Linked DNA regions of Homo sapiens: region 2 is linked to region 1. A link is an interaction called in ENCODE POLR2A ChIA-PET data of the cell type or tissue named here. Cell type or tissue: MCF 10A. All regions are shown on one strand.

The links. ChIA-PET counts read pairs that join two places held together with the same protein. Peaks named below come from ENCODE experiments on the same cell type or tissue, not always from the same donor. Only the 100,000 strongest peaks of a DNase experiment are listed, where the experiment ranks them.
Region 2: POLR2A ChIA-PET joins it to region 1 with 7 read pairs; 8 of 35 experiments call an interaction of 5 or more read pairs at or near these places.

What each region holds. Positions count from the first base shown.
Region 1 is chrX:120,455,551-120,459,550 of GRCh38, reverse strand. LAMP2 (lysosomal associated membrane protein 2) reads left to right here. Exons shown (of 9, transcript NM_002294.3): 2 at 2,782-2,900; 3 at 3,981-4,000. Among named protein-coding and RNA genes, the nearest start is that of LAMP2, 12 kb to the left of the region's middle. In MCF 10A, no CTCF peak of the experiment used is centred here; DNase peaks (open chromatin) are centred at 1,620 and 2,360.
Region 2 is chrX:120,267,719-120,271,718 of GRCh38, reverse strand. TMEM255A (transmembrane protein 255A) reads left to right here. Exons shown (of 9, transcript NM_001104544.3): 8 at 3,332-3,475. It also overlaps the pseudogene PFDN4P3. Among named protein-coding and RNA genes, the nearest start is that of ZBTB33, 19 kb to the right of the region's middle. In MCF 10A, no CTCF peak of the experiment used is centred here; DNase peaks (open chromatin) are centred at 378 and 2,148.

The DNA.
Region 1 (4,000 bases):
ACTACCACTGCCAAGTGTGAAATTGAAGCTTGCTCTGCTGGCCTTGTTGCCTGGGAGCTTGATCCTGCTTCTGTTACTCCACACCTGTCTCCCTCCCTGTTCCATTCCTGGCTCCATTTGCAGCCCTCCTTTCAAAGTGTGGGGTGGATACCTTTGTTAGGCAGAGCCTAGCACAAGTGGTCCTCCTTACTGCAAGGGAGTCTGGGAAAGCAAGTATCCAGTGTTTTCAGCTTTTATAGTGGGTGGTGATTTCTGCCAGAAATTGTAACAAGGGGACAAGGGGTGTTTCAGATTTGGGGCAGCCAAAAAGCGAGCAAAATCCATCTTTGAGGTGAGCATTTAGGCCAATAGAAGAAAGTAGATTTCAAGTGTTAGGAACAATAGAAGCCCAGGGTAGAGGTTGAATAGAGTATGGCATTTGAGCCCAGTGGAAACAAGTTTAACTGGATTAAAGGGTGTGCTCTGGGAAAATAGTTTGAGAAAAGTTGAAGGAATAGGATGGGACAAGATTAAAGATTACTTTGAAAGTCAGGCAGAGGAATTTAAATTTCATATGGGAATGTTGGAGCCAGTAAAAGTTTTTGAACAAGAAAGTGTCCTAAAAGGAAATGGTACTTAAGGATTATTAATCTGGCAGCACTTCTAGGGGTATCTAGGCATTTTCTGTCATAATTTAGGTGTGGGGTGATAGATTGGGAGTAGAAATAAAAGACAAAGATTGTATTTAAGAGAAGATTTGAAGGAAAAAAATCAATAGGACTTCTTGAAGAGAAAGAAGTAGAGGCTATTTCTGAAACTGAGCTTGAGTGACTGATCCCACTCTTCATTTAGAGCTAGCAAAGCTGAGGAGGGACCCAGTTTGGAGGAAGCAGAAGAATGAATTTTAGTTTGGGAATTGCTGAGTTTGAGGTGAGAGATATTGAGTAAAAGTGGTCCCTGTGCAGTTAGAGTTGGGGACCAAGAAGTGGAAAGAATTGCACTCAGGCAGAAAGGCTGTGAAGGGAATGGAACAGAGTGTGCCAGAACCCTCAGGGTGTTTCTCAGCTCTTGTTTACGGGCCACCAGGTATACTATCTTGAATTTAATTTTAAGTGATACGTTTGAACCACAACCTCTACCTTTTGTTTCATAAAACGTCAGTTCTCACACCCTAAGACACATTGATGCAAGCTATCGATGCTATTACTATTTTACATGGTCTTCTTCCTGTTATTCTAATATATTTGGAAAGAAAATGATTAATACATGTGAGGCTTTTCTTGGTAATTTTCAATACTTTTGAATGTTTTGAATACAAGGAGAATAATATACTAAAGCTAGAGACCTTAAACAAGACCGAGAAAAGACTGCATATAAAAAGCAAACCTCCAGTTCATTAAAATTGTAAGTTGGAGCTCTTGGCTCCATGGCAGGGAGCCTTGGATCAGTAAGTATAACAGCTCCCTTCCGTATTGTACTTAGAAAAGAATGATCATAAAACCTACTTAGGCCTCACAAGGTCTTTTTGAGCCTTAGCCAATGCATTTAGTCACTGTCAGTAACCACAAGCTTTAGTATAATATTCTGGCTTGCAAAGCAGCCAGGTCTCCAGAGCATGACGATAGGCTCTTCTATACAACTTGAAAGCTGTTGCTGAGGCATACCTTCTTGATATTCCTCTTAGCACTTTTCTCTAGTCTATAGCAAGTCTGTACCTGTAGATGACAGTGGATTGCTCAGATATTATTAAAGAGTATGCAAGTATCTTAACAGGAAACAGCTTACCCTTTGGGTAATGTGTGATACAGTGAAGAAAATCCCTTAAATGGTTGCCCAATATTTATGCTGCTGGCATGTTTGCTGGGATATTTTTTCTCCTCTGAATTAGTATTTTGAGTCCTTGGGCTCTTCAGTTTAATAGATAATGTTTCTATGTTTAAGTGTAGAAGATCCACCATGTTAGCTGAAAAGTTCCAAGGCTTTTCTGTCTCTGTAACATTTCTCTGCCTAAAGAGGTAGCAGGTTGAAAATTTAGGAAATAACTTTGCGTCAAAAAATTCATCAGCCTTTCTAATCAATTCGATTTTAAAGTGAAACAGTGATGAACTTTGCATTTATCAGAATTCATGTTTTTCTCATGGATTTAACAGCCCTTTGCAACTCTGCTTCCTTGGTTACATGATAGAAAGAGTATCTGATCACATCAGAATAAAATCGTTTGGGAAGACATCCGTGTGTCATAGATTATGTAGCTTGCAACAGGATTTAAAGCAAAAAGATGGTAGAATATCGGATCTATCATTATTTTTGCAGTGAATGTTTCACCAGCTGGTTTGAGAGAAGTTTTACACCCCTACCAGGCTTCCTCTTACCTCATTTACCGCAAAAACCACAAGTCCTAACAGGCAAACTGTAATTGCCTAAAACAAAACTAGTAAGGTATAAATGCATGTGGAAATGATTATTTGAAGGCAAAAGGCAAATAAATGTCACCAGTCTGAGCCATGACCTAAGCATCCTAGGTCTAGTAACCATTCTTTTGGTAAGGGATAATGCCAACTTTTTTATCAATAGGATTCTGTTAAAAATACAAAGAAAAACAGTCAGCAGGATACTGTATCTATACACATACATATATGTATATACACATATATGTATATATATGTATGTGTATATATAGATATAAAATACTTTTGTTTCATTTTAGAGCTGGTTGAACTTCAGTGGTGGGTAGAGCTTGTTTTTAATTTATATAATTTTTGTAGTACAATTTTAAAATATTATTTTTTTAAATGAATCCAGGAGCTGTGCGGTCTTATGCATTGGAACTTAATTTGACAGATTCAGAAAATGCCACTTGCCTTTATGCAAAATGGCAGATGAATTTCACAGTACGCTATGAAACTACAAATAAAACTTATGTAAGTATATATTTTAATTTTTCTTTGAGTTTTATAGTAGGAATTTAATTGACTTTATCCTTTAGATACACGTATACAAATGAAATTCCACGTTGACTGACTTAATGCTGAAACTCTGGGATTTTTTTTAAGCATACACACTCAGAAGTTATTCTGTTTAGTGTTAGAATGAATATTTCTTCTGATTCATTGGTTCTTGGGAGTTTTTGTAGGACTTGATTAAGGGCAAATGATCTGAAGACGACTATATGGTGTTCAGGTCTAAGTATTTCTGTAAAGTGTTTAAAATGTACTAGCACCAAAGCTTGCCCTTTTAAAAAGCAGCTTCCCATCTGGGCATGGTGGCTCATGCCTGTGATCCCAGCATTTTGGAAGGCCAAAGCAGGAGGATTGCTTGAACCCAGCCCGGGCAACATGGTGAGACCTCATCTCTACAAAAAAACTTTAAAAATTAGCCAGGCATGGTGGCACACACATGTACCTCCAGCCACTCGCTGGGCCGAGGCTGGAGGATTGCTTGAGCTCAGGAGGTTGAGTCTGCAGTGAGCCATGATTGTGCTACTGCACTCCAGCCTGGGCAACAGAGCGAGACTCTATCTCAAAAAAAAAAAAAATCGCTTACTTAGGTTGGTACAAAAGTAATTGCCATTAAAGGAACAAACCACAATTACTTTTGCACCAACCTAAGTAAGCGATTTTTTTTTTTGGCACAAACTGCAATTACTTTTGCACCAACCTAACACTAAAATCTCCCCCTTTTTGACATCTCCTCTTAATTCCTTTGCCTTCTTATTTTCTTTTTGTTAAGGTCCTCACTACTTACAACCTAATTTTTTAAAAAATCAGTTTAAGAACAGCAGCTCAAGCCAGTTTTCCTTTTCTTTTTAGACATACACGAATTTATCCAGAGGAGTGGTATGTAGCAGAAGAATCAGGGACTGGTTTACACAGCAAACCAGGCAAAGGGCAACCTGGCCATGGAGAATGTATGATTTAGGCTGAAGTGGCATGCCCTACATAAATGCTTGGTGTTCCTTGCTGCCTGTTTGTTTCTCACCCCCAAATTTCTATTTCTTTTAGAAAACTGTAACCATTTCAGA
Region 2 (4,000 bases), 190 kb after region 1:
TTAATTTTTATATCTAGTATAAGTTAGGGGCTCAGTTTCATTCTTTTTCATGTGGATATCCAGTTTTCCCAGCACATCTGTTGAAGACACTGCTCTTTCCCTACTTTATGATCCTAGCAACCTTGTCAAAAATCAATTAACTGCAGATATATAGATTTGTTTCTGCGTTCTTAATTTCACTGTTATCTTTGATCTCCTGAGGAAAAAATGGGTTTGCTGATGGTCTGTCTTGATAGCGGCAATAATGGCCCCTAACCCTCTGCAAAGTGCTTTTGCACAGTTAATCTTCACTATTACTACTTTGTGAGGTAGGTATTACTGTCTCTGTTTAACAGGTGAGGAAACAGGCCAAGAGGGGTCAAGTGACTTGCCCAGAGCTGAGTAGCAGAACTGGGACTGGAGCCCAGATTTGCCAAATGCCAGAGCCTTTGCTCTTTCTATTTCATCCCAGCTGCCCCTGACTAACATTTGGGTAGCCCTTTCTGGTTCTATGAGTGTTTTAACATATATTACCTCCTTTGTTTAGTTGATTTAATTAAAAAATTAAAAGCAAGTTGTTTCCACCTGTTGGGAGCTTCTTTGACAGTACGGAAGGAGAGCAAGGGAAGTACCGAGCATTATCAAATGTGAATCCCGGGAACTCTATCAAGGACCAGGGCAGAAAAAAAATGAAAGCAAAGATCTGGGGAGAAGATCTTTGATTCATGAGATTAGAGAACCAGTGGGGGCACAGATAAGGATACCAAGGAGGAATCATTGCCTAGATCACTCTATTAAAATAAGACCATGGTGTAAAAAGTCCAGGAACATCATTCAGGTGAGCCTAAGTACAATCCTTGGCCTACATCCAAGTGTGGTTGGTGACTTGTGATGTGCCTCTCCCTGAGTAGAGTCCCCGGGGTCTGCAGGGAGGCCCGGGGGTGCTGGCTGATGAAAGCCGTTTGCAGAGAGTGAGGACAGGAGCCGAGGGCTGTGAGCTGGCAGTCTTCAATGGAATCAGCTAGGAACCACCATTTCCAAAGTTGTGGGATCCTGAAAGGAACCCTGACAAGAGGTGCTTGGTGAAAAAGATCTTAAAGAAATGTTTGAAGAAGTGCTTGTTGACCAAAGATATGAGGATTTGAGATGAATTTTTAAAAAGTGAATATATCTTTCCATTTTCTCCTAATTGGTATCGCTGGTTTAGAGTAAACTGGAGAGGGAAAAAAAGTAGCATTCTTTCCAAAGTCCACAATCATTGTCTCAGAATAGACTCAGTTTTGTCCAGGCAAGATTGCTTTCACCATTTGCTGTGCTACCTAGTAACCTTTTGTGTTACTGGAGCTCGGAATGCTACTGATCAATAATGGGGGGGCAGGGCGGGCGTCTCACAACGTAAGCCCCAGAATTCTAACAGAAATACACATACACACACACACACACAAACACACACTCCTATACGTGCACACAAATAGAAACAGGGCCCAAATTTATTGTAAAATCAGATTTATTGATTTAAAATATAACCAGACCACTATTTTGGCCCATCTCTTTTGCCCCATCCCTGACTAAGTCTTCACTCCATTCCCCATTTCCTCTTCTTCCTTCTCTTGCTGGCTTGTCCATTTTCTCTATATCCTCTACCCCTGACTGTCTTCTCTTCAGAGACTTTCCTATACCCATTTAATCTTACTCTCATGTTTCTTCTGTGCTGCCTTCTCTAAATAGTCAACTTCCTTTCAAATATTGTCTAGACCCTTGGCCTTGCTGAACACACAAAAACTTTTATATAGTTTACATTGTATGATTGTTTCTCCACAGTTAGGCTTAATTTATTTAGATAGAAGAGCTGGTTTCATTTTGCGAGAGCTGGAGGGTGTGTTTTTAATTGACAGTATGCCAAGGGAACATGATTTCTGGTACTTCCCCAGAGACAGAATTTCTTTAAAGAATTCTGGGGGAGAGGTAAGGGCATTTCTGAGTAAATGTAAAGCAAGCCAGCCCTTGGAATGGTCAAGATCTCAGCCCTCTTTCACACATTAAAGAGGCTGACAAACATTTATCTGGCTGTCTGTGAGCTGTATTATGACTGAGGTTTGTAGCTCTTCAAACCTCCTAGAGATGTAAACAGTAACCCACTCCAAGGAAGAGAGCAACAGAACTGTGTTGAAACTTGCTGGAAGGGAGTTTCCCCCTGCCAACACCCTAACATGGTTGCCTTTGTGACTGCCAAAGCCTGCCTACACATTTTCATCACTTGAGAGGAAGCTTCTGCTTCTCTGTTAATGTGCTGTAGCTATGTTCCAAAAGGAAGACACATTGATTTTTCAGACAGCTCTCAATTATACACATGAATGGGGGAGGTATCAATGACATAGAAGATGGAAAAATCATTTACCCCACACCTTGATCCATGTGGCACAAAGCACAGTCCTACTTGGGAACTAATGAGTAGTGGTAACTTCCTTTAGCAGTGCTTTGGCTCTGATGAGAGCAGGGCCTCCATTCTGGACAAGGTTAGCTTTAACCCTTGAAGGGCTACACACACCACCATGTTGTGAAAAGGATATAAAATTATGTCTGCATCGTTTTATTTGCAAAAAAAAAAAAGGTGGGGGGATCAATATATTTTTCTTGGTCTTTCATGGCTTCTGTGCACTGCTAGGATTTTGCCTCTACTCTACAGGGCTGATGAGAAATCAATACCCTTCATGTCTTCAGGAGACCCCCTTAGCAAGGTTGGGATCTCTAAGAATCCTTACAACTTTTACAAATTCTTTGTGATTGAACACACTCTGTCACAGCAAGAACACTAGCTGGTTCGGCCTTCTCTATTTGATGTTTTGCATTTTGAGTCTTATTTTTTCTTTTTAATTCTTGTTTTTAAAAATCACACAAATGATTTCAACTTTTCTATAGGTTTAAATTTTTCAAGTTAAAAAGTTTGGGGAAAATGACACAATACAAATTAGTTGTAAACATTTTGACATATATAGTAGAAAGTTAAGAATCCCTATATACCTCCTAATTCTACTCTGCTCCCCAGAGATAAACCACAGTTAATAGTTTGCTATGCATCCTTCCAGGTTAATTTCTTTGCATTTACAAACATACATACATGTATAATTTTGGGGGTCTTTTTTTAAAACATAAATTGGGATCATGTTATATTAATGTAACATAATGGCTTTTAAAACATAAAAATATATCCTGGACAACCTTCTCTAAATAGGTCCACATCATTGTTTATCAATAGCTGCATGGTATTCCATAGTATAGATGTACTAAGTTTATTTAACCATTCTCCTAGTGATGACTGTTTATGTTGTTTCTAATTTGTGTTTTTCTACAGAACCCAACTCTCCCAGCACTGAACTGTTCTGTTGAAAATACCCATCCAACAGTTTCTTACTATGCTCATCCCCAAGTGGCATCCTACAATACCTACTACCATAGCCCTCCTCACCTGCCACCATATTCTGCTTATGACTTTCAGGTATGTTTTGGGAGAAAAAAGAACTCTGTATTACCCTTGTTCTCACTCATGCTCTCTTGTTCTCTCCCTAAATTCAATTATGGAACCTTTCCATTGTCTGCATATGTATGAGGTAGCCATGCATCTCCCTAATGGCCAGCAGCCTGTGGTTGCCAGCTTAAGGACTATGTAGGCAGGCAACGATGGCAGAGATGGGCGGGTGGAAGCTGCGCAAGAGAAGAAACAGAGAGATGGAAGAAAAAGGGAGAGAGGGAGGTAGGATCAAGGTATCCCAAATTGCCTTAAACTACACCAAGGAGAAGATAAGCTAGTTGGGAAATGGCAGCTCATTAGTACACTACCATGGACCCCTGTGCAACAGTGGCTTTTTCCATTCCCCTGATATGGGGAGAGGCCTAATCCTGCTCCTTAACACAAGGGCATTCTGAGCCACACAAGGGTTTGAATCAAACCTGTAATGAGGAAGAAGTCCCATTCTTTTTCTCCAGGCCTCCTAACTAGGACTACACAGAGCAATACACAGAG